Regions from separate parts of the Homo sapiens genome. Here region 2 is linked to region 1. The links are chromatin contacts, found by Hi-C in ENCODE. All regions are on one chromosome and are shown on one strand. Each heading gives the region's core, a stretch centred on a gene start or an enhancer-like site at or near the end of the contact. The rest is flanking DNA. Distances are from core to core; before and after follow the strand shown.

Region 1 (3,818 bases), core at 126-2,625:
TTGCCTCTTCCAGCTCCGGAGCTGTAGACATTCTTCGATTTGTGGCCAAATTGCTCCAATCTCTGCCTCTCTGATCACAGTGCCTCCTTCTCCTCCCTCTCTGTGCTAAATCTCATTCTGCCTTACATTTATAAGGACATTGGCACTGGATTTAGAGCCCACCAGATAATTTGGGATGATCTTCTTCATATCAAGATCCTTCACATCTGCAAAGATCCTTTTTCCATATAAGGTAATAGTCACAGGTTCTGGGGATTAGGACATGGTACTTTTTTTTTTTTTTCCGGAGGAGGGTAACCATTCAACTCACTGTACCTGGCTATAGATTCAAACCACCAATGAGGCTTTTTATACAAGTACAGATATGGAAGCCTACTTAGACCAATGGAATTGAAATCTTTAGGGCTGTGGCATCTAGACTGCATTTTGTTGTTGTTGTCGTCAGCTTTCCAAGTATTGTGCTGCTTAGCCTGGCTTGAGGACCAGTGATTGTACAATCCACCTCTTTATACAGCTGAGACCAGAGGCCCAGACAGGGGCCAAGACTTCCTCAAGTCACATTGTACAGGCTTGGACCCCCAGCAAGTGTTCCTCAGCCACTTCCAGCTGTGTGCAGCCCCCATCCCACCAGGACCCTTCAGGCTTTCAGAGCACCCAGGTGGCCAGCATCTTCTCTGGCTTGCTCTTAGCTAGGATCCTTATGAACTTTCTCAAGATTCAGGACAATGCCTGGCCTCAGATTGGATGGGTCCCCAAACAGGGGCCAAATCAACCTGCTGACTTGCTGTGTGACCTCAAGGAAGTCACTGAACTTCTCTTTTTCTAGTTTGCTCGTCTTTAACATGGAGGATTCAGCTCATTGTGCTCTAAGGCAACTTTCATAGCAGAAATGCTGTGATTTGGTAATTCTAAGCATCTGAAAATGTTTTCTTTGGCCCTTGGCCATCCCAGGATGTTTGATAAAATCTGATCATTTGGATAAGTCCCAGAAAAGGAACAGATCAGAGCCTGCGTTGGGTGCTGGGAGCCCACCTGATGGGAGAATGTGTGTACATGTGGCGGGGAATAGGGAGCATGGTAAAGTGTGGAGACTGAGAACTAGAAAGAATTAAAGATTATTCAACTTGTTCCAAATATAGAAACTGAGCCCCAGAGAAGGAAATGATTCGTTCAAGTTCATACAGCTAGTTAAAGGCAGAACTGGGATTAGAATTAATCCATTCCTGGGTTTTTTCCCCTACAATGAGGATGACAAATACATTTCCTTTTCTGCCCTCTGATCAATTAGCAGTGGCTACCTTGAGCACTGACTTCTGGAAGGTTCCCAGGTTCTTCAAAATTCAGCAAGAAGAATGCTGATTGATTAGCAATGTCTGATATGGCCACAGGAAAGGAGAGTACCCAGAATTTGTCAGCCAGGACTTACCAGGACTTGTGATAGAACAAAATTGCCAGTGGGGAACTTGAGGCTCATTCCTCATAGAGAACCAACAGGTGAAAGAAAAGCAGTAAACTACATAATTCCTTCTGCAGAAAACTCTTTTAAGTGCCTGGCCCAAAATTCAGAGGTGGTAGTCAATGCATGCTTAGGGAACCAGTTCAGTCAAAGTTTGCTAAGTAACACTGGGAACAAATAGTATTGCAAACTGTGAAAAGGGAAGCAGAACAAGATAACGAGTAAGGTAGAAACACATGGTACAATGTGCACCAGAAGTTTTTGTTGTATTTTTTAATGTTGCTCCAACTGTAATATCACTGCTTAGACTGAGACAGTGAAATTAATTGATTTACTTTCAGAAGCATAGTTGCAAAGTTGTATGTAAAACTATATGAGCATATGGACTTGCTAATTTCTCCATGCCTAGATTTAATTCTAGTCAATAACAATAACAACAATAGCTATGTCATTTAATCCTCTTGACAACTTTATGAGGTAAATGTTTTTATTATCACTGTTTAACAGATGAGGAAACTGAGGTATAGATGGGCTGAGGGACCTGTCCAAGTTCACACAATTAATAGGTGGCAGAACTGGGATTTGAATCTAACTTGTGATTTCAACACGTCCCTCTAATTAAAAGCTGGACCCAACCTGAGGCATATTTGAGAACTCATGGAAGTTACTAGAAGTGGGGTATAGGCCTCTTCAGAACTGGCCTTGAAATTTCAACTCTTCTTAATACAAAAGCAACATCATGGTCTTTCTCTTGTTTTCATTTACTAGGCTCCAAATCACCAAACTTCTTTGCCTCTCTGGGAAAACTAAATGACCCACCACTTCAGAAGAAGGTCATGGGGTCTGTGCACAGCTTTTCACATCCTCCCTGAAACACCAACACGCCCGGTCCAGGTTAAAGGATATCAGCACTGCCACACACTCTTCTTTTTCCCAAATTAATCAAGAAGTAGGAATTTCTGACAAATGCCATCTGCTGATTTTTCAGAGAGACAAGTTTTGGTGGTGTGACCAGCAGGTGCCTCGGCTTTTTCTAGCATGCAGTACCAAAATAGTCACCATGGCAACCCTGGGAGGGCAGACTTCCAAAGAGATGCATTGTGAGCTCAGAAACTCTAGAGCACTTTCAAGCTAAAAGGAAGGAGGCTCAGCAGTGGGTTTCCAACTGTGGCAAGTAGCGGCTTCTCCCCACATCCCTGGGCTGGACCCCAGGCCCCTGCATACTGGGCACAGCCAGGACCCCCCGACCCCAGGGCCTGTGCTTCTAGGAAGAGGGGGAAAATTGAATTTGTGGGGAGTGGCAGGCAGGTGGAGCAGGCAACTCCCAGATTTCTTGCAGGAGCTAAAGTAGCATGGAGGGTGATAAATGGTGCCCACCTGGGTTGGGAGGCAGGAGAATTGGGTTGAAATACCTGCCCTGTCACTTGCTAACCAATGACCTTGGGCAATTGACTTGGCCTTTCTGACTCTCAGCTTCTCATTTTCAAAATGGGAGTGGTGAGCTTGCACTGCCTCTTCACAGGGAAAATTGTGGATATGATAGGAAGCTTGTGAAGACTGTTGGGAAAGTGCTCAGTGGACAGTGCAAAGCAGAAGAGAACAGGGATTTGGGGATCAGAAAGCTTGGGTTCCAGACCAGGCTCTGCTGCTTTCTAATCTTATGAGCTTGGGAAAGTCATAGAGCTTGTCAAACCTACTCGCTCACCTTGGAAGAAGGCTCAGAAGCCCTGCCTCACAGAGTGGATGTGCAGGTTATCTGGGCTCTTTCTGTGACCTGGGATTTTACACTCCCCTTCAGTGCAGACACCAAGACAGGATGGACAATACAGAGGATTTTACTAGGGGAAACATCTGTGAGATAAAAATGGGGAGGGAGCTGGTAGAGGCTAGAAGAGAGGAAAGGCTGGGAGAGCCATCACACCTTGATGCAAGTCTGACCTAAGTGCAGGAGGGAGGGAAGCAAGTTTGGGTGGAAGCTCCTAGACTGCCTATAGCAAGGCCATCAGAGAGTCCTCAAGCCAAAGTCACCTATCAGAGAAGTTCCCTGTTTCTTGGAGACAGGTCTGCCTTAGTATCCCTGCCACACTCAGTTGCTGATTGTCTAGAAGCAGCCAACAGGAAGAGTGGCCTCTACATAAATATGGGTGCAAGCAGCTGGAGGCCATGATCAACTGAACTCTCTCTTCAGGAGACATATTCTTATGGCCACCACACCTACCCAATCCTGATGTCTTTTGCTTGAACATCCACATCAGGTACTTGGCCTCAGACCCACACCTCTACTTCAGAAGCCTTGTACCCCACATCCATGGTCCTCTTACCCAGAACATTATAGGAACTCAGGTTCAATGATGTCTTAGAA
Region 2 (3,439 bases), core at 246-2,745, 91 kb before region 1:
CCAGAAGGGATGATCTGGAGGCCTGGACACCCAACCTGGTCTTCTAGCGATGTGGTAGCCTGAGCTGTACTCCATCACCTGAATGGAGTCAGAGAAACTATTGCTTATATGCGAATTCATTCTGTTGAACCTCACGTCCATTGAGATGTTCATTCCCCTTAAATTAAGCTGCAGGCTTTGAATAAATTTTTAATTCCTGGCATATCTCCAGGATCCAACAAGTATAATTTGGGCCCCATAGTGTGCATGTTCTGGTGTAATCATATTTCTCTTTTATTTTTCATAGTGCTTTCACATTTGTTATCTCACCTAGTTCTCTCAACAAGTCTATGAGGCAATGCTATACACATTTTACACATGAGGAAACAAAGGTCAAGTTCATGTAGCCAGTGAATGAGTGGCATTCAAGACTCAACTTCAGACTTCAGACTCTTCTATAGCTACATTTGTACTAAAATTTCAAAAAGAGCAAATATTTGTAAAGTGGCTTTATGTTTGCAGGGCACTTCTATATACACCATCTTATTGAATCCTTAGAAGTACTCTATAGTATAGGCAGAGCAAGTATTTTAATCTTCAGTTTATAAGTTACAAAAACTGAAAACCTGAGCCTCAGGCCCTATAGCTAGGTCTCAGGTCAATGGCAGGGACTGGATTTAAAAATGGAACTTTGAAATGCATGTGTCAAACACTTTCAAGGACCCCAGAATCCCTCGTATCCCAGGGCTCTTAGAGATCTCACTATGGGCCCTCACTATGGGGAAAAACATCTCACTATTTTTTATTTTTCCACATTAAAAATATGTGGAAAATACAATCTAAGGTTAAAAAATCCAACCACTAGCTTGGGGTAACCACTGGGTGAAGTATGGCTGAGGTGTTTAAGGTAATAAAATCAGATGGTAGAGACCTTTGTTTTGTTACCTGAGGGCAACCAGCTTTTGGAGATGGGATACAGTGTATCCGAGATTAGAGTCAGTAAGTGAAGGAGATTTTACCCCTTATCTCTGTTCCCTATTCACTGTCTATCCTCATTGTCAGGAAGTTTTTTTTTTTATCTGTAAATGAATTCCCTCTTGCTGCAATTTGAGTCCTTCTCCTCTTGTTCTGCCCCAGGGGAGAGGAACCTGGTTTGCCATCAAACCTTTCCTTTCTGTGTATTTATTCTGCCCTGACTAGAATCTAGTTGCTAGTTGTCTGGGTTTTAGTTTCCTGTATTGCCTGTACACTTGTTCTGAATGATTTTGTAGAGAAAGCCCTTTCCTTTTTGAGAATCACAGTGGTTACTATGAAAGCCATCTTTTGGAAAAAAAAAAAAAAGATTAATTACCACCCAACTTTAGGTAGGATGAATTCCAGTTAGGGTCAGCATATAGGTCTGAGATGACGCGAAGACACAGAGCAGGGCTGGATGCCTTTTGTAACCCAAAGCTGGATGTGGGGAAGGTCTCAGACCAGGCCTTGTGGATATGTCTCTGGTGGTGTGGAGTGTGAGCCAGGACCTGGCTGACGGTGCCTGGGTCTCAGCCCGCAGGGGTTCGCCCTCTCTGTGAGGACTGTGTTCCTGAAGGGAAGTCACCCGGCAACTCCTGATTTGGAATTTTCTCTCCTCCCCACATGGAATAATTTATGGCAAGCCCTAAAATAAGCTCCTTAAAATATCCAAACAATGTTGTTGGTGGTTTTTTTTTTCCTTCCCCCTAAGCATTTTACATCCAGGCCTCCATCAAGCAAATTTCGGATAAAAGGTGATTAGTGTTTTGGCAGGATTTTCATGAGGCTTTCTCTTGTATTCCTGCCAAAAAGCTTGCCAGGCCCAGATTTGATTAAAATGGCAGTGGGCTCTGCTACTTGAATGTAATTAGAACCATTCATTAAAGCTTTTGCTGACAGTTTGGCAACCTGTGCATTTTTCAGAGTATGGCCAGCAGCCCATGGAAACAGCTCAGGGGAGGAGTACTGGCCCACCAGCCCAGGCCAGGCTGAGGAATGGGACATGCTCTATGGCCAGGAGATTTTTGCGTGGCCAGACTGGCATTCACAGCTAGGGAGAGCTCTTTTAATTGGATTAAGGGGGATGGGAGTGCTGCCTTCTCATCAAAACCAAAGCTTAAGCGGGAGGTTTTGTGGTGCCTTTCATAGCGAGTACCATGTGCTTAAGTTCCAGTGACAAGCACCCTTGAACAAACCCATCACATGCACAGAGCTGCGCAAGGTGGTCAGGCACGCCATAGCAATGCCAATGTCCTATTCTTTCTACCTCTGGTGCCTACTATAGGGCCTGATACTGAGTGGATACTCAGTAAATGTTAATGAATAAATAACAGCCAGATGAGAAGCAGAAAAAGAAAATCTTGTTTATTTTGAAATTTGTTTATTAGTTTTCAGAGGTGAGGTCTCCCTGCCCCCAGCCTTGCCCCCTCCAAGCCATTCGCCATGGTGATCTTTGTAAAAGGTGAGTCTGGCCATCTTTCTGCCTAAAACATTTCAGTGGCTCCTGTTATCTTCTGGATGAGGTCCACCGCCCTGAGCATGGTCTTGGCTGCCTCTTGAGCTTCAGCTCTCACCGCCTGCCCCCCTACTCCACCCCCACCTCTCCCCCATCCTTTGCTCTGGGCTCTCTGAATTCCAAGCAGTTCTTGGCATAGTCTAGGAAACTCTCACTTTTGGACAAGTTGCCTCCTCTACCAGAATACTCCCATGCCACTTTATCTTCATCCAGTTCACTTGTGCGTCTTTGGAATTATTGGGTTGGTGCAAAAGTAGTTGTAGTTTTTGCCACTGAAAGCCACTTCTTCCACGAAGTCTTCCGTGTGATACACAGAAGTCTTTCAGAATAATTTTTTGGGCCCTTATCGCTGTAACTAACACAGTCTGTTGATGTGGTCTGAGTCCATATGTCTCAGTCCCACTGAAATGTTCCCTCCCTGAGGGCAGGGACTATGCCTTATTTACCTCTGAATCCTCGGTGCCTAGCACAGGACTTGAATATGGCCAGTGCTCAAAAAGTATTTTTAAATGAGCGAATGGATGTGGCTGAACAGAATGAATATATTAGGTACCCAGTGATTTGATTTGTAGGTCTTACCCTTGTGCAGAGTGACTCCAGTGCCATGGTTTGACCCACAGGTGGTTCATTGATTCAATCCCTTAGCAGGTGGTGAGTGGTGCCTTTAAGACAGCCCATAGAAGGATCAGGAAGGCATGTGCTTAGCTCCGCAAAGGGACCTCATGCTGGGGAATCACAACCTGGTGGGATGGTTTGGTTTGCCCAGCAAATCCCTGCCCTGTCACTGCCTTGATATTGACTCTAGTTTGTGCTTGACTCAGCTCATGGCATTGCTCACCCTGACTCCAAAAAACAGCTTTGGCTTCAGTCTGCCACTCTGTCCTGGCCTCTTTGAATGCTATTTGTCCATTGTTATTCTGGAACTGAAAC

What was found. A loop is a pair of places that touch in the nucleus more often than their neighbours do. Pooled maps may share reads with other maps.
Region 2: a map of ovary shows a loop between it and region 1 (5-fold over the local background). The contact joins the enhancer-like site here to the promoter of NAMA in region 1. A Hi-C loop is called at or near these places in 3 of 168 maps with a recorded cell type or tissue (aorta, ovary and right cardiac atrium) and 2 of 50 pooled maps.

What each region holds. Positions count from the first base shown.
Region 1 is chr9:99,372,814-99,376,631 of GRCh38, reverse strand. NAMA (non-protein coding RNA, associated with MAP kinase pathway and growth arrest) reads left to right here and starts at 1,375. Exons shown (of 6, transcript NR_102271.1): 1 at 1,375-1,494; 2 at 2,225-2,626.
Region 2 is chr9:99,463,917-99,467,355 of GRCh38, reverse strand. No RefSeq gene overlaps it. Among named protein-coding and RNA genes, the nearest start is that of NAMA, 90 kb to the right of the region's middle. Within about 2 kb of position 1,495, at least 3 of the 41 ENCODE cell types and tissues checked have a DNase peak (open chromatin) inside an H3K27ac peak, as active enhancers do.